Linked DNA regions of Homo sapiens: regions 2, 3 and 4 are each linked to region 1. The links are chromatin loops, found by intact Hi-C in ENCODE. Cell type or tissue: Caco-2. All regions are shown on one strand. Each heading gives the region's core, and the rest is flanking DNA. Links, peaks and the distances in the headings are about the cores only.

What was found. Peaks named below come from ENCODE experiments on the same cell type or tissue, not always from the same donor. Only the 100,000 strongest peaks of a DNase experiment are listed, where the experiment ranks them.
Region 2: a loop joins it to region 1, with 2.8 times the contacts of the local background. A loop is called at or near these places in 25 of 110 quality-filtered maps.
Region 3: a loop joins it to region 1, with 8 times the contacts of the local background. A loop is called at or near these places in 2 of 110 quality-filtered maps.
Region 4: a loop joins it to region 1, with 12 times the contacts of the local background. A loop is called at or near these places in 90 of 110 quality-filtered maps.

Annotation. Positions count from the first base shown.
Region 1 is chr11:36,475,708-36,483,176 of GRCh38, reverse strand. No RefSeq gene overlaps it. Among named protein-coding and RNA genes, the nearest start is that of TRAF6, 31 kb to the left of the region's middle. In Caco-2, for the core only: no CTCF peak of the experiment used is centred there; a DNase peak (open chromatin) is centred at 4,250.
Region 2 is chr11:36,373,771-36,381,239 of GRCh38, reverse strand. The region is part of intron 1 of PRR5L (proline rich 5 like); the gene reads right to left. Among named protein-coding and RNA genes, the nearest start is that of PRR5L, 81 kb to the right of the region's middle. RefSeq lists a silencer at 3,731-3,880 and an enhancer at 3,474-4,045. In Caco-2, for the core only: a CTCF peak has its summit at 3,767; a DNase peak (open chromatin) is centred at 3,694; H3K4me3 peaks cover 1,531 bases; H3K27me3 peaks cover 235 bases.
Region 3 is chr11:36,262,535-36,270,003 of GRCh38, reverse strand. No RefSeq gene overlaps it. Among named protein-coding and RNA genes, the nearest start is that of COMMD9, 23 kb to the left of the region's middle. In Caco-2, for the core only: a CTCF peak has its summit at 3,789 (motif pointing right); a DNase peak (open chromatin) is centred at 3,803.
Region 4 is chr11:36,303,357-36,310,825 of GRCh38, reverse strand. All of the region lies in intron 1 of PRR5L (proline rich 5 like), which reads right to left. Among named protein-coding and RNA genes, the nearest start is that of PRR5L, 11 kb to the right of the region's middle. In Caco-2, for the core only: a CTCF peak has its summit at 3,767; no DNase peak of the experiment used is centred there.

The DNA.
Region 1 (7,469 bases), core at 2,142-6,141:
TTCATGTCCTTCGCCCACTTTTTGATGGGGTTGTTTGTTTTTTTCTTGTAAATTTGTTTGAGTTCATTGTAGATTCTGGATATTAGCCCTTTGTCAGATGAGTAGGTTGCGAAAATTTTCTCCCATTTTATAGGTTGCCTGTTCACTCTGATGGTAGTTTCTTTTGCTGTGCAGAAGCTCTTTAATTAGATCCCATTTGTCAATTTTGTCTTTTGTTGCCATTGCTTTTGGTGTTTTAGACATGAAGTCCTTGCCCATGCCTATGTCCTGAATGGTAATGCCTAGGTTTTCTTCTAGGGTTTTTATGGTTTTAGGTCTAATGTTTAAGTCTTTAATCCATCTTGAATTGATTTTTGTATAAGGTGTAAGGAAGGGACCCAGTTTCAGCTTTCTACATATGGCTAGCCAGTTTTCCCAGCACCATTTATTAAATAAGGAATCCTTTCCCCATTGCTTGTTTTTCTCAGGTTTGTCAAAGATCAGATAGTTGTAGATATGCGGCGTTACTTCTGAGGGCTCTGTTCTGTTCCATTGATCTATATCTCTGTTTTGGTACCAGTACCATGCTGTTTTGGTTACTGTAGCCTTGTAGTATAGTTTGAAGTCAGGTAGTGTGATGCCTCCAGCTTTGTTCTTTTGGCTTAGGATTGACTTGGCAATGCGGGCTCTTTTTTGGTTCCATATGAACTTTAAAGTAGTTTTTTCCAATTCTGTGAAGAAAGGCATTGGTAGCTTGATGGGGATGGCATTGAATCTGTAAATTACCTTGGGCAGTATGGCCATTTTCACGATATTGATCCTTCCTACCCATGAGCAAAAAAACACATGAAAAAATACTCATCATCACTGGCCATCAGAGAAATGCAAATCAAAACCACAATGAGATACCATCTCACACCAGTTAGAATGGCAATCATTAAAAAGTCAGGAAACAACAGGTGCTGGAGAGGATGTGGAGAAATAGGAACACTTTTACACTGTTGGTGGGACTGTAAACTAGTTCAACCATTGTGGAAGTCAGTGTGGCGATTCCTCAGGGATCTAGAACTGGAAATACCATTTGACCCAGCCATCCCATTACTGGGTATATACCCAAAGGACTATAAATCATGCTGCTATAAAGACACATGCACACGTATGTTTATTGCGGCATTATTCACAATAGCAAAGACTTGGAACCAACCCAAATGTCCAACAATGATAGACTGGATTAAGAAAATGTGGCACATATACACCATGGAATACTATGCAGCCATAAAAAATGATGAGTTCATGTCCTTTGTAGGGACATGGATGAAATTGGAAATCATCATTCTCAGTAAACTGTCACAAGAACAAAAAACCAAACACCGCATATTCTCACTCATAGGTGGGAATTGAACAATGAGATCACATGGACATAGGAAGGGGAATATCACACTCTGGGGACTGTTGTGGGGTGGGGGGAGGGGGGAGGGATAGCAGTGGGAGATATACCTAATGCTAGATGACGAGTTAGTGGGTGCAGCGCACCAGCATGGCACATGTATACATATGTAACTAACCTGCACAATGTGCACATGTACCCTAAAACTTAAAGTATAATTAAAAAAAAAAAAAAGACTGCATTTTACGAAACAAAATTAGGCCTAAGGAGAGAGGAACTTCCATAACTACTTTAGGTCCAGTGAGAAAAACAGATAAATTGAAAGTGTGAATTTGTTGGGAATAAATACCATGAATTTATTCCCAACAAATAGAGGCAGAAAGGGCTGTGGCTGTCTCTGCCTTCTCCCTAGTTACCAAACTCCCTGATTGGGTTTTTAAGCAAAGCTGCCTCTGTTGTGGAGCTATTAACAGCATTTTTAGGAAACTCTATGGGTCAACCCCTTTCTCTTCTAAAGTAGACTCAACTTCCCTAAGTGGAGTACAAAAGCTGGTAAGATATGTAATTACTTTATAAATGCCACCTTAATTTTTAAATTAAAATTCCAATGTTGTTAATCCCAGAGTAAGCAATGAATTTTTTAAAAATATTCCACTTCTTATTTTTGGTCAACTTCTCAACACTTCTATCATCTAGTCTATTCTGTACATGTCTGTTACTCTGTTGTCACCTTTTTAAAATTAACTGTTCTACCAGGGCCAACAGTGGCAAGAATACTTTACCATGACACTTGTAACCTTGTCAGGGAATGTTGCATAATCACAATAATTTTTGCTTCACCTGGGTAGGGTTTTGCATATTTCCATAGAAAAGCAAGTCTGATTGTCACAGAACTTATATTCCTGAAAGGTAAATTATAAAACCACACTGAAAAATAGATTCCCAAATTCTGAAAAATAATTGTTCCTGCCCTTCCCACTTTCCCACTTGTTCTAATATGATTGGCAGAGACTGAATTTTGTTTTTAATGTGAGTATTGGGGGTGGGGGACACTTGTCCAGGGAGGTCTGGCCTGTCTTGATCCTAGCTTCATTTCCCCCCAGGTCACTTAACCTGAAGCTAAATAGGTAAAGTAAGACAAAGCGCCAGCAAAAGTGTTTAAAGTAATAGTGGTGGCTCCGTACTTTGGGAGGCCCAGGCATGAGGATCACTTGAGGCCAGGAGTTTGAGACCCCAATACAGTGAGACCCCACCTCTACAGGAAAAAAAAAATTAAGTAGCTAGTCATTGCCTTTGTAATAGGTAGGAACCTGAAAGTAAAATTTATTTCAGCCCTAATGTGGTATTCCTTTGGAGCCATTTTGAAAGAAGAAAAGGAAAGCTCAGGTCTTCTGAATACAGCTGGGCTAATAGAGTTAAATTTGACTTTTAAAAATGCCTTTAGCATCAGTTTTTTGCAATGTTTTTTTCCTTTGGCTCAGAACCCACAGTAAAATTATATAGATTGATCATAGAAAGAAAATTAATATGCATACTGACTCAGCTGAAACAAAAAGGTTTATGAAACACCTCCTTTTACCACATTCTATGCTTTCTGGTATTTTCTGCCCTTTTTTTCACTTCTAAAATGTAGTCCAGGACACAAATGAGTTTATAAGACTGCAGCTTGCCTCTTGAGTCAAGACTGCCCGGAAGGTTAGAGGCCAAATTTGTTCACACACACACACGCGAACGCTGTCAAGGATCTTTAGTCCACAGGGGTCAGCCTGACCTCCCAGGACCCTATTTTCAGGGCCCTCCCAGCGCAGCCTTTCTCTAATTCCATGTGGTCTGGGCTCCAGTCCATCCAGCCCCTGCAGCCTCGCCTCTCAGGGCCTGGTCCTATTGCGTCTGCCTCTCCCTCCTTCCCCCAATCTGAGGTAATCTCGTTTTCTGGAAGGAAAACCCCATCTCCTCTCTTTTCCCCCAATATTCAGGTCCTCTCCCACTCCACTTCTCTAAACTCTTGGAAGAACTTGAGCTTTAGGAAAACAAAGTCCAGAAAGATTTACAAACTCCTTCGTTGTATTTTGTTAGTTTTGCCCCTGCCTCCCCTGAGGCAATGAGATAGGGTCTTAACTGTTTGAATGAGAGCAAAAGGGAAAAGAGGGTTGGGACATCTCAAAAAAATTACTTTCAACATTGAACATCTCCTTAATTAGAATGTGCACTTTCAAGAAAGGGGTAGACCTCTCGTAGATGGGAATCAAAGATACCTATTTTTGGCCCTTGTTAAAGAATAATTTTAAAAAAAGTATAATGACTCTCAAAACAGATACCAAATGAGCTCATGTGAAAGTTTTATTTCCCTCTGAGGAAATAAGGCACATGTTATAACTGACCCAAAGGAGAATCCAAAGAAAAGATACTCTTATGGACCAGGAATATTGAAATAAATATGCAAATGGAGCCAAAACTTGCTTCTTCCACACTGCAGGGAGAAAGTCAAGAGAACCTCCTGGATAAGACATAATTTGCATTTCTAGAACAATTATTTTGCATTATTATCAGTTATGTACAGGACAGAGTTGTAAAATAAGCTCCTTTAGACTCAAAACCAGATAGCCCTGTTATTCTATTCCAACTCTTATTTTAATCCTTCTTAGAATCAGCTATAAGCTGAAGAGTGTGCATAGACTAGACAATGCATAGTGTGCACAAATTTTTCACCACATTTGCAATAATTCAATTCAGTGTCTGAATTATAAATAAATAGGTTTTTGGTGCCCATTTCAGCCTAGAATTGGACTTCTCTTGTCAGTTGATGTGAGATGATAGCTGCTTATAGCTCCTACAAAACTCCGAACTGGAGGACATTGACAAGGCAAGAATAGAGCAAACCCAGCTCAAGAACCATGTGGCAGTAGGTGGCAGCAAAAGTCTTTCTAAAGAATGCAGCTTTCAGGAAATGCAGCCTTCAAAAAAAAAATTATAAAATAGGATTAACCTCGAGTCCTTGGACCTTTAAGGAGTCCATAAATCCCCCTGAGATTGTATGCAAAAGGTTACACTTGGTGCATTTTTCTAGGAAGAGGATTATTAAATTTTTGCTCTAAGTCTGGTGAAAATTACAAAGCACTTTCAGCAAATATTGGAAATCTTCTGTCCCAACTGTCATATTAATGAGTTAGCCGCCAAATCAGCTTCGAATTAGAAACAGCTGAGGAGTTATTACGTCAAGGCATATGAAAATGATATTTTTTAAGGTCAATTAAAAAGTCAAATATCAGCCATGTCATGTGATTCAACCTATTTATACAGATTCCTGGTGGTTTCCAGCCCCACCTGCTTTCTGATACAGCCAATAAGTGGATGAACACCTGAGATCACCTACCACATCCAAATTAAAGTTTATGAAAATGGATTGTTGGATTCCAGCCCATCCCAGGCCTCACAATGTTAAACTTCAGCTAACTCCATCTACTCTGAACAGTGTGAATCCATATGGCCTTAGATCATCACCAGCACCTAGTTTACCAGGCGATGTTCTCAAGGTGTCTAGTCTGAGTACCGTCAGCTTCAGAATCTCCTGAGGAGCTTATTAAAATGCAACCACCAAGGCCTACGTCAACCTCCCTGAATTAGACTCTGATGGTGGGAGCTGGAAGGGGGAAGAATCTACATTCAAACAGGCTCTCAGGTAGCTCTTCTGCACCTAAAGAGTAAGCACAGTAGATAGGAGGAGAAAGTATGAGTTGAGGTATATCAGCTATATCAAAGTATAATTGATAAAACATTAAAATCATGACTCATTCAAATATAGACACATGTCAGAGGTTTTATTCAGCTCGTTAGCTTATGATGGAGCCATTAGCTGGGAAAGCTGATTCTTGCAAGAGCACTCGAGGAAAAGGGCTTTATATAATCCACCAGGAAAAAATATTTTCAAAATGAAAAAAGTTAAAATTAGATTGCTAGGTTACGGATGAAACTGGTTAATGTCCTGCAGGCTAATAAAATCATAACCTTTGGAGTTATCTCTCTTACCAGAAATGAAAATACAATTAACATGTAACTTCACAGTATCTAAATAGCAAAGTCAAACACAGATACATTCTTCTAGAAAATTAAATGATCCTTGGGTGGACTTGTTAAATACTTCTCCAGTGTGACATTGAAAGAGCATGCCACTCAACTTTTTGCCTTACACGTTCAGGTTTTAAATAACTCTTCTATACAGTGAATGAATACAGCAGAACATAAATGGGTGGACTCTACAACTCTGGGTAAGACAATTCAGGCAGTTCAGGCTGGAGCAGATATATTCAAAAGCAAGAACCAATTCAGAGGGAGAAGAAAACTGACTAATATAGAGAGTTGATAGATAACCTCTTGGATTTATTTTAGACACTTAACTACAATCATTTCCTCCTCCTTTTTTAACAAGTGATTTGTCCTCTTCGTAGTGTTTTGTTTATAAGCTAGCCATTCCCTAATGATTTCTCTTAGAAGTTTCTCCTAAAAGTTCACTAAATTTTTGAACTTTGTTCTTTTGTTTTTAATCTAAAAATTTGGGTGCTGTGTTTGTTTAAACATCAGAAATGTCCTCTGATTTTTATGAAACAGTTACCAACCTGGGGGATTAAACTGTGACCATCAAGAAACATGAATCTAAATAGAAAAACCATGTGTTCCAAGCCAACCTCAATGTTTTCTCATAACTTCTTTTGCCTTTAGAGAGAGAGATTAGGAATGAGTATCTCTGTTGTAAATAAACATCTAAAGTTCACCAACTTCATTTCATTTTAATTCCTTCTAATTTCCAGTAAAATTAAAATACAGTAATTTTTTGTAAAGTAATCTTGATGGTTATCTCTAAGTAGGATTACTTCTTTGTACTTCTCTGTATTTTTCTTTACTTTCCTGTATTTTTTAACCCAAAAACTAACTTAATTTTTTAGCTAACTTAATTTAATTAGCTTAAGTTAATAAATTAACTTGATTTTTTAAAACCTACTTCATTGATCAAATTTACCATTCTTAAAGTTATTGATAATATCAACATCTACCACTTATTATTGGCAATTTAATTTTTTAGAATTGATGTTTTATTTTAAAATAACTATATTGAGGTATATTTTACATATTGTAGAATTCACCAATATCAAGATATTTGTACACCAATATTCATAGCAGCATTATTCACAATAGCTAAAACATGGAAACAACTCAAATGTCCATCAGTGGATGAATGGGTAAACAAAATGTGTTATATATATGCAATGAAATATTTCAGCCTTAAAAAGGAAGGAAATTTTGACAAATGGTACAACATGGATGAACCTTGAAGATATTAAGCCAAGTGAAATAAGCCAGATACGAAAGGACATATTTTGCATGATTCCATTTATATGAGGCACTAAGAGTAGCAAAATTCATAAGAGACAGAAAATAGAATGGTGGCTGCCAAGGGCTAGGGGAAGAGGGGATCAGGGAGTTAGTGTTTAATAGGTACAGAATTTCTGTTGGGGAAGATGAAAACATTATGGAGATGGGTGGTGGTGATGGTTGTACAACAACATGAATGTACTTAATGCCACAAAACTACACTAAAATACGGTTAAAATGTTAAATTTTAGCTTATGTGAATATTTTACCACAATAAAACACACATACAGAATGAAATTCTGATACATGCTACAACTTGGATGAATCTTGAAGACATTACGCTAAGTGAAATAAGCCAGGCACAAAAGAACATATAGTGCGTGATTTCACTTAAATGAAGTACCTAGGGCAGTCATTCAGAGAAAGCAGAATAGTGGTTGGCAGGAGCTGGGGGAAGGAGGGGATGTAGAGTTACTGTGTAATGGGTAGAGATTCTGTTTGGAAAGATGGAGAAAGTTCTGGAGGTGGATCATGTAGTAATGTAAATGTACTTCATGCTACTGAACTGTACACCCAAAACTGTTAAAATGGCAAAGTTATGCTATGCATATTCTACTGCAATTTAAAAAATAAGCAATATCAGGTGTACAATAATTTTTAGTAACTTTACCAAATGGTGCAACCATCAACATCAATTAGTTTTAGAACATTTTCATCCCTGCAGTAAGATCCCTCA
Region 2 (7,469 bases), core at 1,664-5,663, 100 kb after region 1:
AAGTTGGAGAAAGTTCTGTAATAGGTAATGTAAGGAGAGAACGGTAAAGTGGAAGTGTTGCCGGCATTTGGTAACCAGCTAAAGTGAAACCAGAATATTGATGTGTGGGTGAGGGAAACATATTCGCACCTCAAAATTGAGGGGAGAAAAAGAAGAATGAAAGCTTTGCAAGTTTAATACACGAGTAAATACATAATTTTATGTAACATATAATTCTATGCTAAATAAATTGAACAAATAATTAATGACAGGTTGTTTGGAGGGGGTAGATGTTTACAAGGTCTTCCCGTAGGCCACGGTCAGATGGATTTCTACTGCTCTCCACAAACCCTTCTAGCTGAGCCTAGCTGTGAGCTTCTGCTTTTTAACGAAGTTAGTATATAGTGATGTCATTTATTATCCTGCTCCAGAAATGCAATATTTTTTAAAAGGGGGGGAAAGCAGAGAATGTCCTCTACACATTTGAAGAATATATAAAAACCTCTAAAATCTCAGAATATGTTACAGCTGGAAATTTCAGGGAGTTTTTTAAAAAAGTCAGCTTAAATTTAATAGACCGTTTAAATTCTTAGTTGATGGTAATTAGGGAGCAAGAGGCATTTCTTTAAATGCTGCTAGACAGAACTTAATCCAATTTAGGTAATCACTAACCTTTGCTTTTTTTCTCTCTTTCTCTCTCCCGTACATGAAATCCGAGGATTAATCTACAAAGGCCATAAACTGGCAAAGCATAAAAAAAGAATATTTAAAGAGGGAGACTGAGTGACTGGAACCTCAAAGGGCCAAGTCTAATTAAAATGCAAACAGGTCCCACAGGCTCCCTAATTTATATTGACTATAAAGCCAACACCGGGCAGCAGAAGGCATCGGGAGGGAGGTGGAGACACTTCACCACTCTTCCCTTCTGGGAACCTCATCTAGTGTGTTCTGCAATGCGACAGCCATCCTCGCCCAGGCCAATGCTAGTAATTCTCTATATTCACAATATCCACAGCGCCTGACTTTCCTTCTTCTGTGGCATCACTACTGTCAGAATTATCCAGACTATCCCTTCAGGCTTCATTGTTCACCCACCTCCTGTCTCCTCATTTTAGAGTCCCTGAATAGCTCTGGCCTTGACTTCTGATCCAGAAACTTCCATGTGAACCACTAGGATTTTCTTGAGAACTTGGGACCCTGGGTTCTCCATGGAAGGCCTTCAAGGGTAGATATCAAAATGTACTGAAAAGAGCAAGACGCTTGAGTTCATGGCTGTGTGACACTGGGAAATTAACAACCCTCTCTGAGCCTCTGTTTTCTCATCTGAAAATAGAGAAAATAATACCTTCCTACCTGAGTTGTTGGGAGGCGCAAATACCATTACCATAGCTATACCTGACTCACAGAAGTTGCCCAATAAATAAGTCAGCTCATTTGTTTTAACTGTACAAGTTTCAAAGTAAATCTTGGATCCCCAGGTACTGACAAAAATGTGAATTAACTCAAATTCACCTCTGATGCCCCATCACTGCCATCCATCCCCCTCCTTGGCTCCATGTGAAATCTTCTCTTGTAAAACAGTGCTTTCTGCTTATCAGGGTACCGCTCTCTTTGTTCCCCAATTCCAAACCCCATAATATTCTGTACAAAATCCACAAAATATTTTATTCCTATATTTCAGCAACTAAAATATTAATTCACACTGACTTGTTAACAAAGGGTCATTTCTACAAGCATTGCCTTTAACATGTATTTACATTTTACATACAGAGAGGCAACTCTTGAGAACAAACCTTTAATGATGAACATTAGACATTGTAAGGATCTTTCAGAGGAACTCACACACTGTTTTTCAAATCAATTCTGTATTGGGTCTAGCTCTGCAAAAAGAATGAAAAGGAAAAAGGCTGCAATTTAAGAGAGATTTCAGCATATTTTACCTTGTACAAAAGGAACAGCCACAGGAAAACAGACACATGCATACCTACAAATCATTAGTATGGAGAAATCTGAAAAAATTAAGTAATCCACAAAGTCCTTACTGAATTCAATTTTCTACAGATAAATGGCTTTAATGCTGAAGATACATTAAGTCAAGGAGCAAAGTGAGGATTATGATTTAGGTCTGGACTATCAGCAAGAGATTTTCAGATAACCAATATAACAGTTTTCTAAAGACAAGATTAGGGCTTTTTTCCCCAATAACTGAGCCAATTTGTAACATTCTGTGAAATTTTGAAAATAAATAAAAAGCCATCCATCTAATCAACTATAACGTGAGCTAATCAACAATGGAGAATTGAAGGGAAAGACATGTCCAGACTATGAGTCTGGAGTAACAAATCTGTAATCCATTCTCAGCTCCATCCCTGTGTGTATGGCTTTAGACAAATTACTTAAATTCTCCAAGCCTCAGTGGGCTCATCTATATGATAGGGATATAATAGTACCTATATCATTGTTTGCATGAGGAGTATATAATATTATCAAAGTCTCTCAGTGCAAAGTTTAAGACATCATTAAGACCTCAAGAGGCATTTGCACCTTTCCCCTTTTTAAAACAAGTGGCACATATTTGTAATGTTCTAAGACAGAACATTATTGAAATTTCACCCACAGAAATAAATATATATCCATGGCCCTCTGGACCTGAAAGAAATGAGGTCCCACCCTTGAGAAACAAAGTAGTCTAAACTAAGCCTTTGAGAAATAAGCTAGTTAGACTTTCTTATTTCTAGTGCCTTTCTTCTTTTACATATTAGTGGTTCCAGTTGTTAGAAGCATCAGTAACATACTCAAAGAACAATGGTTGCAGTTGGAAAAACTGAAGACAACTTTGTGGATTGACCAAGCATCACTTCCCTTATCTGAAAGGCTACATGCTACAGAAACCGCTCTAAACAGCACCCTTGATCCTGATTCTAGGGCTGCAACCAGAGAAGACTAACCAGCCAGGTTCCACAGACAGGAGCCCTGCACCTTCGTCAGTCATACTGGGAACCTTACCAGGGGCTAAATTTTAAATGTGGCTAAATTAGTTTCTGCAAGCTCCATTTCCCCTCCTGACCCGCTAGCTGCTTCGTGTTGTCAGTAACAGCGCCTTCCACCCCAGAGCAATTTACCACAGCTCAGCACTTTGACATTTTGCAGTATGTAGGGCAATGAAATGTCATGACTGCAAATTTCTACGGTGGTCAGGATCACCAAAGAGAGGTCAAAAAGGGTAGTCTCCCGGGCTTGATCAGCAAGGGTCCCTTGAGGATGGTGGGGGATGAAGGCAGTACATTGGGCCGGTGGCATCCCTTTGGTCCTTAGCATGGGTCATCTGAATGTGCACGTGTCGTCTGGGCAACAGGTCCAGAATTCTGCCCAAGCAGGGAAGCCCGGAGATTCCAGCCCAGAGCTTTTTCCACGCGGGTCTCCGGGGCAGACGTGCAGCTCAGACGCAGCGCGTGAACCTTTCGTCTTGTGGGGCGCATCGCAGTAATTGAAACCTTGCGCACCGCAGGACTGCCGTGGCGTCTATAAATACTCACCGCCTAACTGCTGACAAACAAAACGCGGGCTCCCGGCACCGCGGGGGAAGAGGCGGCGGCAGCATGTGACCGAGGACAGGGACTGGGTAGAACTGGGGGTAACCCCTTTTGCCAGACAGGAAGGCATCCCAGAGCGGATTCCTGAAGCACAGTTAGCAAGCACACAGCCTGGTCCCACCCCGGGCGGCGGCCTCAAGGAAAATGGGCCGGAGGGTTGGGCAGGCAGGGTCCCAGCTGCCCGGGCGGGGCCCCTAGAGCGCCCCCTGCGTGCAGCGAGCCCGGCATGCGCGCACAGTAAGCGCGCAGAGGAAAGCCTCGCCGAAAGGAAGGCAGGCGGGAGAAATAAAACGGAAGGGGGATACTGCGGACTCCCAGCGCGGGGTCCGCAGCCGGGCCGTCCCAGGGCTTGCTCACAGCCCGTCCCGGCGGGATCCCCACTGGCTGGGCCCTGGCCCACCCTAGTCCGCAGAGCGCGCGCGTGCAGCAGCGCACGGGACAAAGTGGCTCCCTGCCCTGCCCTTCTCTCCCACGCCTCCCTCCAGAAAAAGGGGGACCGCCGGGAAAAGGCTGCTGCAGGCGCGAAATCTCCCGTGCTTAAGCGGGGTCAGCTCTTTAGATTTGCCCCCCAGAGGGAGAACGAGAGAGTCAAACAAGCCGACTTTCTTTTTCGACCTCCCGGCTCAGCCTAGGTCCCATGATCACCAGCATCCGCATCCCACCTCACGGCGGTACTTCAACCACCCTAAAGAGCAGACCGGGAGCGTGGCCTGCCCACCTCCCCACCATGGTGGTCTCGAGTAAGATCCCCTACGCCTGCCTGCAGCGTCCGATCGGAGGATCCTTAACCATGCAGGAGTTCCCACCTGGTTGCCCCCCCAAACGTGACACTTTTCCCTAGCTCCTACCCCCGCCACGCCGCGCCCCGTCAGATTAGCGCGCGGTAATTTTCGCTCAATCCTGCGCGGTTGCTGAGCCTATGACTCCGGCCCCTCCCAGAGACGCCCCCCACCCACCACTCACCTCCTTGGGGTCCCCGGCGTGAATCACCCCGAGTCGCGCACACCCGCCGCTCGCCTCCGCCCCAGACTCCGCGCGCCTAGGAAAAAGTTTCCGGTCTTCCCGAGGAAGTTTTCTCACCGGAGAGAAATGAGCGACCTGGATGGTTCTCCCCGTCGCGCTCTGCCCAGCTCTCCCTCCCTCCGTCCCTCCCTCCTCCCCCAGCTCTGCCCTCAGATGGGGTCCCGTCCAGCCTCGGTTCCTCTCCAGCGCGAGTCAACAAACGCTTCGGCCGCGGAGCTCCCACAGCCGGGCTGGTGACACGTTTCCCTCCTCTCTCATCTTACGGCCGCCTCCTCCTCCTCCTCCTCCTCCTCCTCCTCTTCCTCCTCCTCCCCCTTCTCCCCCTCCTCCCCTCTTCCTCCTTCTCCTCCCACTTTTCCTGTCCCGGGCACCTAGCTTTAGTGTCTCTCCAATGTCCCCCAACTCACTTCACCCCATCTCACTCCTCCTCCCCTTCAGCAACTCTCACCCTGCTGGGGAGAGCGGAGAGGGGGGCCCTGCACTTACATCCAGTTCAACAATTTCAGGAAATCCAAGCTTTTTGACTTAAAAAAAAAAAATTGCCGAGGAGGATGCAGCAGGTCAAGGGAGCTCCGTGCTTGCGTTTCTCTCACACAACGGGAGATCTGCAGCCGACCCCCGCCCCCGGCCCAGCTGCCCCGCAATGGGAAACTGCCAAGCCAAGAGGTGATTCTGGGGCTCACTTAAAAAGGAGCAGGGCGGAGCTGAAGAGAGGAGTGGAGCCTGGAACTCTGGCGATTCCAGAAGTTGTTTTAAGTGCATTGATGAAAATATAATGCAAGTGAAATCTTTCCCTTGTTTGCAAATTCTTTTAAAGCTCCCAAACTCATTTTCTAACTGCAGGTTTCATGAATTAGAGGGTCCTTCAGAGTTTGAAACCACAGAAAATCAACAAGCCAAAAATTAAAAATAATGCATAATTATTTTGAAAACTGTTGGGTTTTGTTTTGTTGTTGTTCTTGTTGTTTTTTGCAGGTGTTAAGAATTTAGTGCAGCTGTTTGCAGGACTCACTACCTGCATCATTTCACCCTATGGTTGAGCAGGAAATACTTTAAAAATGCTGCCCGATCGCACATCACACATAGGCTTTGAAACCACAGTGACATTTGCTGAAGAAAAAGATGTGCATGTCCTTTTATCTCAAAACTGAGCAAGACTCATTTTCATTTTTTGATTTGGTCATTGCGACCCTACAAAACCTATGTGTTACGGTGGTTGTGGGCATGAGAGCGGGTTGAAGAAGTTCTGGGTGTCTCATTTGTCCTGCGATATTAGGTAAAGCTAAAAGATCCTCAACAGAAGCCCTAGAATGATGAAGGGCTTTAAATTTCATCCCAGGAATCACACACAATGAAAGAGACTGGGCATGGGACACATGCCTGGGAAACAAAATCTTTTTTTTTTTTTTTGAGACAGTTTCCCCTCTGTCATCCAGGCTGGAGTGCAGTGGCATGATCTCGGCTCCCTGCAACCTCCACCTCCCCGGGTTCAAGGAATTCTCATGCTTCAGCCTCCCGAGTAGCTGGGATTACAGGCATGCACCACCATACCCGGCTAATTATTGTATTTTTAGTAGAGATAGGGTTTCACCATGTTGGCCAGGCTGGTGTAGAACTCCTGACCTCAAGTGATCCACATGTCTCGGCCTCCCAAAGAGCTGGGATTATAGGCATAAGCCACCGTGCCTGGCAAGAAACTGAGAGGACAATGAGCAGGGAGGAGACTTAAAAGAGGCTCGTCTAAGGGATTAAGAGCCAAAGCCTGGAGCCAAAATGGCAAGGTCTCCACAGCAGCTCCTCTTCTTCCCATACTCTGGTTATTAGCCAAGTTACTTAACTTTGCTGTGCCTCAGTTTACTCATATGAAAATGGGGATAAAAGTAGTAGCTCTGTCTTAGGGTGGCTATGAGGATTTAGTGAATTCATACAGAAAAAGTGTTTAGAATCCCTGCTGGGATTCAAAGGATATTAAGCTATTATTTTTCCTATCATTATCCCTAGGGCCTGGGAAGTGGAAAGGGAACTAGTTCTACCCGGCTGCAGGGAGATCAGTTTGGGAACATCCATTCTACATTGCTAACTCTCTCAATCTCCTTCAAGTTTTATTTCAATAAGACCTACCCTATTCCACCTATTTAAAGTTGTAATTCGCCCCTCCCTCCCAGTCTCCCTCATTCAACTCTGCTTTTTTTTTTTAATAGCATCTATAACCTTGTAACACATTGTATGGTTTACTTTAAGAAAAAAATTTTGGCCGGGTGTGGTGGCTCACGCCTGTAATCCCAGCACTTTGGGAGGCTGAGGCGGATAGATCACGAGGTCAGGAGTTCAAGACCAGCCTGGCCAACATAGCGAAACCCCATCTCTACTAAAAATACAAAAATTAGCCGGGCATGGTGGCGGGTGCCTGTAATCCCAAGTACTCTGGAGACTGAGGCAGAGAATTGCTTGAACCTGGGAGGTGGAGGATATAGTGAGCACTGCACTCCAGCCTGGGAGACAGAGCAAGACAAAGAAAGAAAGAGAGAGAGAGAGAGAGGAAGGAAGGAAGGAAGGAAGGAAGGAAGGAAGGAAGGAAGGAAGGAAGGAAGGAAGGAGGAAAAAATTATTATCTGTCTTTTACCACCTCCTACTTTCAGGGTAGAACATCAGCTCTATAAGGGATCGGTTCAGTTAAACAAATCTGATGTTTTTAATTCACTGATATTGCCCAAGTTTCTAGAATAGTGTCTGGCACATAGTATGTACTCAGCAAATGACATAGAAATGAACTTATTTAGCGTATGCTGTACTGATTGCCTATGGTGGGCAGGGCATTGTGCAATAAGAAAAAAAAGGTTAATCATGAGGCCTGTCTAAAGATGAAAGAGTCTC
Region 3 (7,469 bases), core at 1,352-5,351, 210 kb after region 1:
AGTGGCTTTTTACACAACTAAAGTTTCTTTGCCAATGCTGCACATTCACTGCAGGTTGGAGGAGGAGGGCGGGTAGTCTGCTCACTGTAATCACTAAGGGCCCAGGATGATGGAAGCTTCATCTCAACACATGCCTCCACAATCACCAAGGCAGGGAAAGGGACTATGGCAAATTGCACCTGTGATCTTAAAGCTCCTGCCCAGAAGTAACAGTCAAATCATATGGGCACACCTAACCATGAAAGGGCAGAGAAGCTGAATCCTACCATGTGCCAGGATGGAAGAGAAGTGGGATATTTGTGATTAGTTCTGATGACTACTGACACCTGTCATTGGAACCAAAAGATTCCTCTTTTGCTTAAGCAAAAGGAAGAAGAATTGTTCAAAAGAATTGTGGCCAGGTGCAGTGGCTTGCGCCTGCAATCCTAGCACTTTGGGAGGCCAAGGCGGGCAGATCACTTGAGGCCAAGCGTTTGAGACTGGCCTGGGCAAGATGGTGAAACTCTGTCGCTACATAAAATACAAATATCAGCTGGGCATGCTGGTGTATGCCTGTAGTCCCAGCTATTCAGGAGGCTGAGGTGGGAGGACTTCTTGAGCTTGACTGAGGTGGCAGTGAGCTGAGATCGCACCACTGCTCTCCAGCCTAGGTGACAGAGTGAGACTCTGTCTCAAAATAAAAATAAAAAAGAATTGTAATAATACATGCCCCAACACCCCATTTCAGCTTTTTTTCTCATGATATAATGATAAATCTCCTCACCTGTGTGGCACATGAGAGAACTTGAAACATTTTCTTAGATATCATCTTACCTCTTCACACAAACCTTCTGAGGTTATTGGAGCATCCATTCACAAGTATTTGTGCATTTTACTGAGGACAAGTCAGCTCAGAGTAGTCTGGGGCTGAGCTGGAACTTGTGTCTGGGGCTTTCAACTCAAAAGCCAGTGTTTTCTCCATTCCTGCCTCAATCTGGGGAAGAGAAAACTCATGATTCTTTGCAGATCGCCTAAATTTCCCCTTAATTTGGCAACTTTTGGCTCACTCCGTCATCAGTCCTGCCTTACCATCTCCATCTGGATCATGGTCATTTTCCTTTGCCTCCCTTTTCTGGTGATTTTTAGGTCCAAAGACAAATTGGCACGAGGACCAGACATTTGGGTTCTTCCCACACAAGCCAATTCTCTGAACACACACAGTGGGCACCATGTCCAATAGTCATTAGTCAAGCTCTGTGGTCTGGTATTTACAAATTTCCAGGAAACGAGTCCAGCGTGGTGCGAGAGGCTCTCCGTTACTTTGTTCAGTAAGCTGAGATGTTATCAGAAGTGACAATTTTTAAAAAAATTATTATTTGTTTTAATATTTTAATCTGGAAGCCATTGGCTACCTGGCATTTTGAAAGTTTTCCAGTGGTTGAACATTTACAAGAACAATTGTGAACCTGTGCCTGTTGGCTTCCAAATACTGATCGTTCCTAAACATTCTCTTACCAGCATAATGTTGACCTTTGCACAACTTCCTTCTTTCTTTGGTGCTCACATTTCTGTGATTTAATCGTCCTTTTTACAAGTACTTTAAGAAAGAAAAAATAAAAAAGATTTTCTAGTAGTATTCCCTGGTTGGTGTCAGAGGACCCTAAACTCTAAGGAGAGGGAATGGTTCTTTATTTGGGGAAGTGTCAAGAGCTCTTGAAGGTTAGTCTGAGAGGCTGAGTTTCTATTAGCCTCAGGTCCTTGGGAAAGTCTCTAATGGGCTTTTAGGTCTCATCTGTAAGTAGAGATGATAACTACTTAAGTAATGCATCTCATAAATTTACAGTAAACTGCATAGACCCACAGGCTGAAGAATGGAACTTTCTTGGCTATTGTTATCAATGTTGAACTAGCCATATGACCTAACACACATACCACACAGTAAAATACAATACTGTCCCAACAAACTGAATGATAAAGGATTTGAGAGATGCTCTGGGATATCAGAGGGCATGGGGTCATTGTTATACACATGCTGGATCCCCAGCTCAGGGGATGGCCTCTGCTTAGAATTTCAGGAACTCTGATAAAGCTCTTACTCAAGATATTTTTGCTTATTTGCTTATTAAACATCAGGGAGCAAGAGTCACTGTATTAGGATATTGATTTGGCTGCTTTAACAAAAACCCAGTTTCCATGGATTAAAGAATTTAGAAGTTTCTCTCTATGTAAAAGTCTGAGCTGGTAGGGGCTTTGAGTGGGTAGGATCGTTCTGCTCTGGTTTATAGACTCAGAATCCTTCCATCTTGTTTCACCAGCCACCAAGTATTGCCCTCATTGCTGTGAGCAAAGCCTGTGCCCCATCACCCTCCAAGTCTATATCCCAGCCATGGGAAAGAGGGAAGGGGAAGAGGATGAGGAGGAGGAGGGTATACCCCAGAAGTTGCCACGTTATTTTCACTCATATCCCACTGGCCTCAATCACATGATCTATACTTAGCTGCAAGATAGGTTGGGAAATACAGTCTCTGCTGGGTGGTCTTGTGTGTAGCTAACACATTGGGGTGGGGGAGGGCAGGAGAATGAGCTAGTGGGTTTCTGTATTTTACTGAAATAGAGCAGATAGTGAGAGACAATTCACAGGTACGGTCATAAACACCCACTCAGCTGACTACAGCTCAGTGTGGCTTAATTTATCAGTTGCTTTCCTGGAAGCAGCTTTTCTGCAGGAAGAGAAAAGAACAGAAAGGAACTATGCAGTGGTGGGGAGGAGCAGGTGGTGATGTGGGTGCTTCTTGAGGACAGAGACCATGTCTCATTCACTCGGTATCCATGATATCTTCCACTGTGACTGGCGCACAGTAGATTGCCCCATAAATGTCCCTTTGCATCCCACTTCTTCCACAAACTCACAGGATTTGACCTGTGTAGTAAACCATGCCTGAATTAGATTGAATGCAATAGAATGGCAGACTGACAGAATTCACGCTCACTTGAATTGCTCGTCCTAAATCGACCTCAGCTGGGCCCTAATTCACCAACTAGGTGATTTCATCATTCTCCAGCTTGCTTTCATTCTCCAGCATTGATTTCTGGCCTTTATTGGTTTTGAGTCTGTGAGCGTGGGAGATTTGTTCATAGCAGTCTCCCAGCCACACTATTTGGCTTGGGTAGGAAGAGGTAGGGATTGGGAACTCTGGATGAGGGTAGGAAGGAGCTGCTGCTGAGGTGGTAAGTGGAGGGGCAGACGTGGATCTTCTGAGCTCCTGCCACTGTAGAGTTCAGGGACCAGCACTTCCAAGGGGTCAGCAAAGTCTCCAACTGCTGGAGGAGGGCAGGAAAGAGGCACTAGCCCTGGGCCTGAGCAGAGGTGGCAGCATGGTCACCAGGGCTTTGCCCCGCCATGCCCTCTCTCTGGAATGCCTTCCCTTAATCCTGGCCTAATTCCTATTCATCCTTCTGGATTCAGGAGCAGCACCTAACAGGGGCCCAGGAAGTCAAATTAACTGGCCTGTCTTCCCCACCTGCGTTTTCTCCATCATTCCTCAGCACACTGCATTTTAATGGTCTGTGTCTGTGCCTTCCCCCACACACTGTTCACCTTTCTGTTCCCCACACCTGAGCGCACAGATAATGGGCAGCTTCTGTGGGTACCGAGAGTTTCCTGGCACCAGCTGAACTGGAAGTGTATCCCTGGGGCTACTTCTATAAAAGACATTATTGGTCAAGGGGCCATACCCTGTTTGGTGACCCAAGGTTCTCATGCGCAAAAGCCAAACCTCACCTGGGCGCAGCTGGAGCTTGCCCAAGATGCCCAGCAGATGGCGCAGTCGTCCTCCTTATCTTCCCACCCTGGCCTAAAATCGGAACAAAGACCAGGGAAGCTGAGGGAAGGTGGGGTAGTGGGCAGGCCTCTCCTAGAACCCCGCAAGGGGAGACGCTTCCTGCAAAAGAAAACCTCAGGCCCAGACCCTTCACCTAACAGAACTCTCCTGCTCAGGCCCTGGGCAACATAGGCAGAGAAGGCAGAAGACAGAGCAGGCAGCGCAGGCCCACCCAGGGCACCCATTCAACCCTGCTCCCCAGACCCAGCTGCAGAAGCCCCCAGGGTCTCCTCGGTGCTTCTGAAATGCCACCATTAGGGCCCATTAGATACAACTCTTCCAGATCAGGTTTTGCTCATGGCAACCATGCAAGTCCCACAGTCAGTCCACAGTGGAACTTTCTACACCTGGACAGGTGGTGGAGCCAGGATTCAAATTTAGGTCTGCTTAGAGCTAAGTCTCAGTTTCTCATCTCTAAAAGGGAGAGATGGAAAGTACTTTTTCCTGGCAATGCAGCTTGGAGGGGATTCATTGTACATGAAGGTGTCTGAGAAATAAAAGATGCCCAGTGTTGGTTTAACTTCAAATATGTACACAGGTGCCTCCACTGGGGTGAGCCCTTCCACACATCAGAGGACTCATCAGTTCTTTTCTGAGAGTAGGTTTGATGTGATGGGGTTGGGGATGGGGGGACATGGCAAGGAGTCCTTGTCACCTCTCATCTGGACGAGTCCAAAGGCCTCCAAACTGGTTCCCTGCCTCCCATCGTGCCATCCCTCTCACCCCGCCTCCCATCCTTCCTCCTCATTGCTGCAGGTGTCTTGCAAATGGAAATCTGATGTCACTCTCCTGCCTAAAATACTCAGAATAAAGCCCAAACTCAGAAAAATATTATTCAGTGTCCTTTACAACCTGATTTCTGACGACATTTTAGTCTCATGAAATAAAATTAAGAAATGGACTTAAATCAGAATCAGCAGTGCCAGGGCCAGGGGCTGGAATGGGTCCTGGGTGATGATTCGGGTCAGCTCTGGGCCTCAAGGCCAGAAGCAGTGACAGGATGAGGAAGAAGGGAATGAGAGGGCTTGGTAGCCCGCATTGTCCAATTCTCGATCTGCGTTTTCTCAAGGGCAGGGCCTGGGACAGTGCCTGTAGTTACAGATACTCAGTCAGGATTTGTTGAATGCATGTAGGAATGAATGAACAAATGAATGAAAAAAATGGCTATCCTGACTGGGACTAGGGTTGACTGAGTGGTCACTCAGTCAGTGCCACCAGCCACTGCCTTTTGCTAACCTCAGAGGCTGGAAGGGGCACTGCTGGAGGACAGTGAGGCTAAGGAGAAGAGAGCTCGTCTCAGCTGCACCATCTGGGACCCAGCTCTAGGGGTCTGGGTAACAGTGACATCAAGAGCAGAAATCCTAGAGCCTGCTATGCCCACAGCCTCTGAATGCTTGTCCCAAACCTCCCAAGAAAATCACCCGGGCTGCAGAGCCCCAGGGAACCCCCGTGGTCATCCAGGGTGCATGGGCATGACTGCTGACCATCTGTTTCCCAGGATGGATTTCTCCCTGGCACAGATGGTGAATCCAGACTCCTCTCTCCCATGTCAAACAGCCAGCTGTGGAAGACACTGCATTGCTGCAGTCTCTGCCTGGTCTCTCTCGTGACCCCATTTTCCACATCATTCGCCTCCACTCCTCTCCACATGTTGGTTTCATTTCAACCTTACCCAAAAAGAACTCCTCCCTCTGGTTGGTCTGTTGAGCCATCTCACAAAATGAAATTCATAGCGTCTGAAGCAGTGGGAAACTCTTCTCTTTGCTTGTTTAGCAGAGACATGGGTATCCCTTCATCCCCCTTCACAACCTTAGCCCATCCTCATCATGATCTCTCACCTGGAATACTGGATTAGCCTCCAAAGGGCACCCTGCACTGGCCTTGTCCTCCCCAAGTCCAGCCTTCCCAGTGCTTTCCAGAAAGTAAACTTGATCTGGTTTTACTCGCTAAACCTGGTCCCACCTTCCCGGGCTTCTCCATCTTAGTAAACAACAGCTCCAACCAGAGACGTGGGAAACATCACTGCCTCCTTCTCTGCCTGCTGCTATACCCACCTTCCTCCCATTTAATCCATTAGCAAGACTTGCTGGTTCTCTCTCCAAAATATACTCACATTGGTCCATTTCTCTCCATCTCTGCACCACCTTGGTTAATGACTCTGTCATTTCTCACCTATGGTAGCCTCTAAGCATGATGACATCTGACACCCTCTGCCTCCTGAGCTCATAACACTTTCCTCAGCACTCCATTCACACCAACCTTCCTTCAGTTCCAAGAGTCCTCCAAAGTCTTTCCAGCCGCAATGCCTGTGCACTCACTGCATCCCCCACCCACCCCTCGCCCTGCTCCAAACTGTAACACTCTTTCCCCTGCTCTTGAAAAGACTGGGTTCTTCCCATTTTTTTAATACTTATCTAAAAGATCACTATCTTAGAGAAAGTTTCTCAAGCTATGCTCTCTAAAGAGGATTCCTTCTTTTATTCTGAATCACAGCATCCTGTTCATTTCTTGCCCCCCACCACTCCACGCCATGGAAAGTCTTATTAATTCAGTGAACTGATGTGCATTCTCATTTATTTACCATGGTCGTTGTCTGTCTCCCCACTGGAGACATGAAGATGAGCAACTTGTCTATCTTGTTCGATGTTATATCCCCATAGCCTGGCACGGAGTACCTGCTCAATAAATATTTGCTAACTGAATGTAATAAATGAATGGAAGATGCATCATGGCACTGTCCTGCTTTTCTCTGTCAATGGCTTCCCATTGTCCCCAGTATGCTGTCAAAACTCCAAACTCCATAGGGCTCCATTAGAGTTTCTTCACGACCTTACCTCAGCTCACCTTTCCAATGTCTTCATTAGGTTTATGGGGAATCAATCTGGAAAGGTTCAAGTCATAATGGGTTCCATGGTGCAGACGAGAGCACTGGCCTGGCAGTGAGAAAAAGGGACATTGAACAAATGATCTTTATGATTCCAGGCAGTGCTTCCATTGTGCAGTCTGAGGTTTGTTTGAGTGTGTGGTTAGTTTGTTTGTTTGTTTGCTGTTTGTTTTTTAAACCATAGCTGGGATGAAACTCTCAATCAAGAAGCCAAGGGAGAAATTTGAGAAGAGAAGCAACAGCTCTTGCTGTCTTGGATGGCTGGGAAGGGATATGCAGAGATCAGGAATCCCTAGTGCTGACTCGGGCCAGGCAGCGTCAGGAGTCTCAAGAAAACAAACCCTGGAGATTGGCAGGTCCAAGAGCAGGGCGGGGGGCCACACCGGTCTCGTTCACCTTCTATCCCCAGTGCTTAGTCTTTGGCACATGGTAGGTCCTTGGTGAAAGGTTGGGGGGAAGCACATGCCACGGGGACCGGAAACCCCGTCCCACTCATGTCACTGCTGAGTGTCATCGAGATCACAAGAAAGCCCCCCAGGCCATGGTCCCTCTCAATGAGAAGCATCTATGGATGGCAGGGGCAGGGCTATTTGCCCCACTCGTCTGCCCTCCTCAGACCTCAACTGAGCCTTCAGCCGCCCCCAGTGTACATGTCCTACTGGCCCAGCCTCAGTTTTGCTCCCTCCACTGCTAAACATATCTGACAGATCAAACATATTTGCTGG
Region 4 (7,469 bases), core at 2,063-6,062, 170 kb after region 1:
GGGGTTTCACCATGTTCGCCAGGATGGTCTCAATCTTCTGACCTTGTAATCTGCCCACCTCGGCCCCCCAAAGTGCTGCGATTACAGGCGTGAGCCACCACACCCAGCCCCTGAGAACATTCTTAACCAGTGACTAAGGAAGTTGCTGTATAAATATTGCAAGTCCTTTTCCTCTTGTGTGGGAGAACTCTTGGGTGCATGTTCCATGCTGGTTCTGGGAGTCCCCTGGTAGGATTTAGCTTCAGTCACCCACATGGGTAATTTTCTTGACAATTCATCTTTTATTGGCTACTTTCCCTTGCCCACCTAACTTCCTTACTTGTGTAACAGTAACCTTCCAAATAAATTACTTGCATTTGTATCCTTGTCTCAGGGTCTGCTCCTGAGTGAATTCAAACTAAGAGGCTCTACTTCGCCCCTATTAAATGCTCTCTGGGTGGACTCTAATGGGCTCATTCTTATTAAAGTGTAAACAGCTCCTAAGGATCAGGGGAGTGAGTTTCAAAGTGGAAATATACTTAAGGCAGTAGTTCTAAAGCAGTGGGCTGGACACACGGGAGTTCTTGATGCGCTTGCTGCCAAGTTTTGATCTAACGGTAAAATCTATTTTTGCAACAACTGATCGTACTTATTGTTATTCACTGTCAGACAGAGTTGTGAACCGAGAATACCCTTGGGGACAGAGTAAATTGGGGTACCATTTGTAGCACATATGAGTAAAGAAGCCCAGCATTATGTCAAGCCACGGAATGATGATGTGTTCTTTTGAGAGGACACAACAGGCTTCCAGGTCAGGATGGTAAATTGTTCTGCTCTAATAGTGATGGTGGTGGTCGTAGTGGGGATGATGGTGGTGGTGGTAGTGGGGATGATGGAGTCATTCTTTGACATGGAGTCAAAGAATTGCCACATAACTAACGGGATAATCATGGGTGATGTACAGACACTTTGAGACATCATAGAACTGTAAAAGTGACTGTGTTGTCATTATGGTGGACTTGTTGAGTATGGATGAGTCTCTTCATCCCTTTAATCTGAGAAGTGTGCCAAAACACACATACAAAATCTTTAATTGTGGCTTTCAGATCACAGCCAGTGAGAGGGATCTGGAAGAAAGAGAAGACAAGGAAACATTTTTGGAGACTTTGAAATCATATACCACCACCACCATCATCATCCCCACTACCACCACCACCATCATGCTCACTACCACCAACAGTAAAAGACTTGGTTCCAAATAAGGAATGTTTAAACTGACTGTGATATTCAGTTCTCAGGTTTACCTGTTGATTTTCTTTGAAGAAAATCCCATCACTAAATGTACAGTTTGAAAACCATAGATATGCCTGATAATTTTATTCTTAAAACTACCATTAACTTGCAGGTGAGGAAAGTAAAGTTGAGAGAAATTAAATGACATGCCTGAAGCCACAGACTAGACGTGAGCTAAACTAGTACACAGCTGTGGTCCAAAACCTCACCATGTCTAGTGCTCTTTCTTCTACATTATTCTACATTTGCGTATTGATGATGAAACACATGGTTTAGTAATTTCTTGGCGTTGATGCTTGTTTTGGTGAGAATAGGTCAGAAAACAGTTTATAGAAAGTTCTTAGAATTTAGGCTGCTCCAAGAAACTCACCAAAACAACTCCAAGTCTTTCCCTCCCTGAGCCATACTTAACACTTGTTATTCCAGGAGCTGCTTCGATGAGACATATTCTCACAGCTTATCTAATTTGTCTACACTCTCCATACACTTTGCTGAATGCCCTCAAATTTCACCTGTATCCGTCTACTATTGCTGCAATACTGCTGCAAAATAAAAACTTTGTGACTGAGGAAAATAAGCCTTTCTTTTTCTCACTTACAGATCTGCAGGTTGACTAGGGCAATTCTGCCTTAGTTCAGGTTTGTGTCTGTTCCATGTGACTAATTCTGGAGCACAGGGAGAAAGGGCAGTGGCTACCCAAGTTATGCTCTTCTGTTGGCTGTCAGAATAGCAGAAGGCCAAGCCAAACAGTGCAAGCATTATTTAAAGCCTCTGATAGAGTCATATCTGATCACATTCCATTGACCAGAACAAGTCAATGCCCAAGCCCAGAGTCAGTGACTCAGGAAGTGTACTGTGTCCCAAGGTGGAAGGGAAATGAGTGAAGATTTACTGAACAATACCTCAATCTATCACATCAGCTAAAATTGTGATTCCCACGAAGGGAGGTCAAGCAGGTCTTTCCAAAGTCCTCTAAATCTAAAATGCAATACTATTAATCAAGTTAGTCCCATAAGCTGCGAGGAGGAGACCATCCCAAAGTGACCTTTCCTGAGACACCCAGGGGGAATGTGTAATGGCACTCTTCCAGGCTAGAGACAGCAAGGTAGAAATTATCTAGTGGAGACCATGGCATTTCAAAAATCAACTACTTCACTTCTAAAAACCTGCCTCAAACCAAACTTTCAAATCCCCTTTCTTTGAGGATTGGGGCCTGAAGATAGAGAGAAAGAGCAGATGTGGACGACTTATATTCTCCATCCTCAATAATCAATTTCTAGCAATGGAAGTCTTGGCAAAGACACAGAATGGCACAGCAGCTATAAACAGGCTACTGAGTTTCACAATTGCATGTTTGAGTCTCTACCAATGCTGGATACATTGGTTCTTCCTTTCAACTCTACAACATCCATTTCCCCTCTTTCTTCCTAATAAAATCCCAATTTTTCTCAGGAAATGTTCCCCCTCAGGGGACAATGACCCACCTCCAGCACAAACCCCAGGGACAGACTGAGAGGGAATTCCATTCACCTTGCCAATGATTGGTTCCCAAGTAGGTAAGTGACCTAGATTGGGCCAGTGAGACATACAGTGTGCCTGTGGGGGAAAGTTTGCTGGAAAAAAGAAAGAGATTTCAAGAAAAATTTCATCATTCCAAGGAGAAAACTCTAGGAATAAACTGTCCCTCTCTTCTTCCCCTGGACGTAGCAAAGGGAAATGTGGGGAGTACTTTTATTTTTTCAACATTACACAATTATTACATGTTCTTTTTTAGCACTGTGAGAAAATAGAGATAAGCAATACAAGAAAAGGAAGAAGAAGTTCACACCTGATCCCATCGCCCACAGAAATCACTGCGAACATTTGTGCGTATTCTTTCAGATTTTTTTGTTGGTGGCTGCTTTCAGAAGGAAAGGAAAGGGGAAAAACTGGTATCCTCATGCACTACTTCTGGGAGGGTGCATTGGCTTGGCCTTCTGCTATTCTAGATGTCATTGCTAGTGCCCTATTTCTGCCTGAGGATGTAGGCAACAGGAAGATGGCAGAGCAGAGAGGTGGAAAGAAGAGGCACCCTGAGGACATTGCTGAGCTGCTGAATCAACCTCCCCTGAAGCTTGCCCTATGTCCTCATTTTTAAATGAGATAATAAAATATCCTTGTTGATGACTCTTGACTTGAAGTTGAAAGCGTCTTAACAGTATCTACCTCTGCCACTTCCTAGCAGTCTGCCTTTGAGTAAGCTGCTTAATTTCCTTAACTTCATTTTTGCGCCAGTACCTCTGTCATGGAATTGTGAGGAGTGAATGACAAGGCATATGAAGCATTTGCAAACTTGTTGTGTCTAGTAGCTGGGAAGGGGGAAATATCTCACAGCATGATTTTATTACAGGGCTTTTTGGTGCCTTCTAGCAAGAAAGTACAGTTCTGGGGAAATAACTGCAGTTTCTGCACTTCCTTCATGTTTAGATTTGTCGCCCCCTGGCCGTTTCTTCTAGAAATTTACAACAAAAACCATCACAATGGGAAGGGCTCCTGTCCTTTTTAGGGTGTGGCAATCAGGGTCTTTTGTAGTCATCACTACCAACCCTGTGAATGGGTAGGAGCCTCAAGGAGAAGAGATGTGGGGGGTGCTTTTATTTTTTAAACATTATACAACTATTACATGTTCTTTTTTTTAGCACTATGAGAAAATAGAGATAAACAATACAGGAAAAGGAAGAGGAAGTTGACACCTGATCCCATTACCCAATGAAATCACTATGAACACTTGTGTGTATTCTTTCAGACTTTTTTGGTGGTGGTTGCTATGAAAAGGAAAAGGAAACAGGAAAAAACTGGTATCCTCATGCACTGCTTCTTGGAGGGTGCATTGGTAAAGCCTTTATTAGAAGGCAACTTTGCAAGATCATTAAAAAATAATAATAATGCACCTCCCCTTTCACTCAGCAATTCCGCTTCTAGAAATCCATCCCCTGGAAGCAACAACGAAGGTAGTAGGTACATAGATTCAAAGTGCCAGCACCCACTACTCACAAAGCAAAGACTTGGGACCAACCCAAATGTCCATCAATGACAGACTGGATTAAGAAAATGTGGCATATATACACCATGAAATACTATGCAGCCATAAAAAAGGATGAGTTCATGTCCTTTGCAGGGACATAGATGAAGCCGGAAACCATCATGCTCAGCAAACTATCACAAGGACAGAAAACCAAACACCACATGTGGGTTTTGAACAATAGGTGGGAATTGAACAATGAGATCACTTGGACACAGGGCAGGGAACATCACACACCAGGATGGGGGGCTGGGGGAGGGATAGGAGAAATACCTAATGTAAATGATGAGTTGATGGGTGCAGCAAAGCAACATGGCACATGTATACCTATGTATCAAACCTGCGCGTTGTGCACATGTACCCTAGAACTTAAAGTGTAATAATTAAAAAAAGAAAATATGGTACATATACATAATGGAGTACTATTCAGCCATAAAAAAGAATGAGATCCTGTCATTTGAAAGGAGATTCCTGGCTAAGTGACATAAGCTAGGCCCAAAAAGACAAAGTGCCAGCACCTTTATACACATCTTATGTAATTCAGTCAGTCCTCACAGCAACCTTACTTTACTTAATAACAGCTTTATTGAAATATAATTCATATACTAACTCAGTCCATTTAAACTGCTATAACAAAACGCCATAAACTGAATGGCTTATCAACAACAGAAATTTGTTTCTTACAGTTTTGGAGGCTGGGAAGTCCTAGATCAAAGCACCGGCAGATTCAGTGTCTATTGAGGGCCCACTTTCTGGTTTATAGACGGTGCCTTCTTGCTGTATCCTCACGATGGAAGGGGTGAAGGGTCTCTCTCCAGCCTTTTCAGTAATGGCAAAAATCTCATTCAGGAGGGCCCCACCCTTATGACCTAATCACTTCCAAAACGTCATCACATTAGTAATTCGGTTTCAAAAGATGAATTTCAGGGGGACGTAAATATTCAGACCATAGAACCTACCATACAATTCAACCATTTAAAGTATACAATTCAATGGCTTTTAGTATATTCACAGATAGGTACAACCATCACCACAGCAAATTTTAGAACACTTTTATCACCCCAAAAAGGAAACTTCATACCCATTAACAGTCACTCTCCATTTCCTCCCTTCCCACTCAACCCCAGCCCCTAAAAACCACTTATCTACTTTCTGTCATTATACATTTGGCAATTCTGGACCTTTCATATAAATGGAATCATATAATATGTAGCTTTTTATGACTGACTTCTTGCACTTAGCATAGTGTTTCAAAGGTCATCCATGTTGGATCCTGTATCAGTACTTCATATCTTTTTAATGTGACATAATATTCCTGTGTGTGAATATGCCAAATTTTATTTATCTCTTCATTAGTTGATGAACAGTTGGGTTGTTTCCACCTTTTGGCTATTATGAATAATGCTGCTATGAACATTTCTAAACGAATTTTTGTGGCAACATGTGTTTTTATTTCTCTTGAGTATATACCTATGAGTGGAATTGCTGGGTTAAATTGTAACTCTGTGTTAACCTTTTGGGGAATGCACAGACTGTTTGCAAAGCAGCTGCATCATTTTATATTCCCACCAGCAGCACATGAGGATTCCAATTTCTCCACATCTTCTCCCACACTTGTCATCTATTTTTAAAAATTATATCCATCCCAGTGAGTGTAAAGTGCGTCTCATCATGGTTTTCATTTGCTTTTCCCTGATGGCTAGAGGGAGATTATTACCATGACTTTCAATGTACAGATGAGGAAACTGAGGCACAGAGAGGGTAATTAATTTATATATCATGGCTTAGTAAGTGTCCAAAATTGTGTGTGTACAACAGTACATGCAGAAGGAAGTTCGCTGCAACACTATTTGTGAAAACAAAAATTATAACTGTATGTTTACTAGCAGGGGTTTATCCCTGCAGAGAACCATTATGCAACTATCAAAGAATGAGGAAGGACCATTCATGCTGACACAGAATGAGCTCCAAGACATGTTGTTAGTGAAAAAAGCCAGCCACAGAATCATATGTACAGCACAAACCTGTTTGTATTAATACATATATGGATTGGAAGGCTCCTCACCAAACTGTTCACAATATCCCCTAAAATAAAAGCTCCATGAGAGCAGGGATTTTTGCCATTTGGTATATGGTGAATGGCTGTATTGCCAACCTTCAAACAGCATAGAATAACAGCTGAATCTGTTGTTAAATGAACAATTCCTTGAGACAGAGGAATGAAAGGCAGGAACATATGTAGATGAACCCATTTTATTCTGCAGATCCATGTCCTCTACACATGAATTCATGTAGTAGTTATATTATTTTTGACACAGAAAAAAATAATGAGGAATTCTTGAGGCCTTTAGCAAGAAAAAGATGAGGTCCCCAGAGAGTTGGTATATAACTGAGGAATGGCCTCAGTCTCTTCTGAGGATGCTGCGAGGACCCTCCTGGGCCACAGTGTCCCTCATTTCAAGTGAGTGCAGCTCTCACCCAACTGAGCTCCACCTCTTAGGGTTGAATTGGGGTTGATTAGCTGGTGGGGCAGACACAGGCCTGCTCCTGCCCTGCTGGACATCCCACCCTGATCAATAAGCCACTCTTTCAGTTAACAGAAATCCAATGTTGGGTTGCTAGCAGTGAATCTTGTTTTCATGCCTGAGAAGATCTTAAAAATCAATAAGGATTAGAGGGACATGACCATGTATTGTTCGTTCTATTGTTTTTTCAATATTTGTTTAATTTTTCATTCCAGTTAAGCCCTCTGAAGAGGCCCAAGGATCAAGGGCTTCTTGTGAAACACAGACAGGTGCATACGTCACATCACTCAAGGCTAATGGCAGGTTAGTGAGTTGAGAGACAATTAGGGAAGGGACCAGGAGCTGTGGTTTGACTCTGTTTTTCCAGTCAAGTCAGGATAAAGGAATGATCTCTATTTTATAACAGGTGCAGATTAAAAAATTCAAACAGTGAAAATGGCAAGTTGCACCAAAAGTGAGGATTAGTGGAAGCCAGGAAAGAGATATGTAGGTTGGGTGGACAACAGTCTGCTCCTCACAGTTGAAGGGGATGTTATGGTTCTGATAATGTCTTCTCGATTTTTTTATGAGCAAGGTATCTCCACATTCTCTTACTCTAGCCCTTTTCTCCT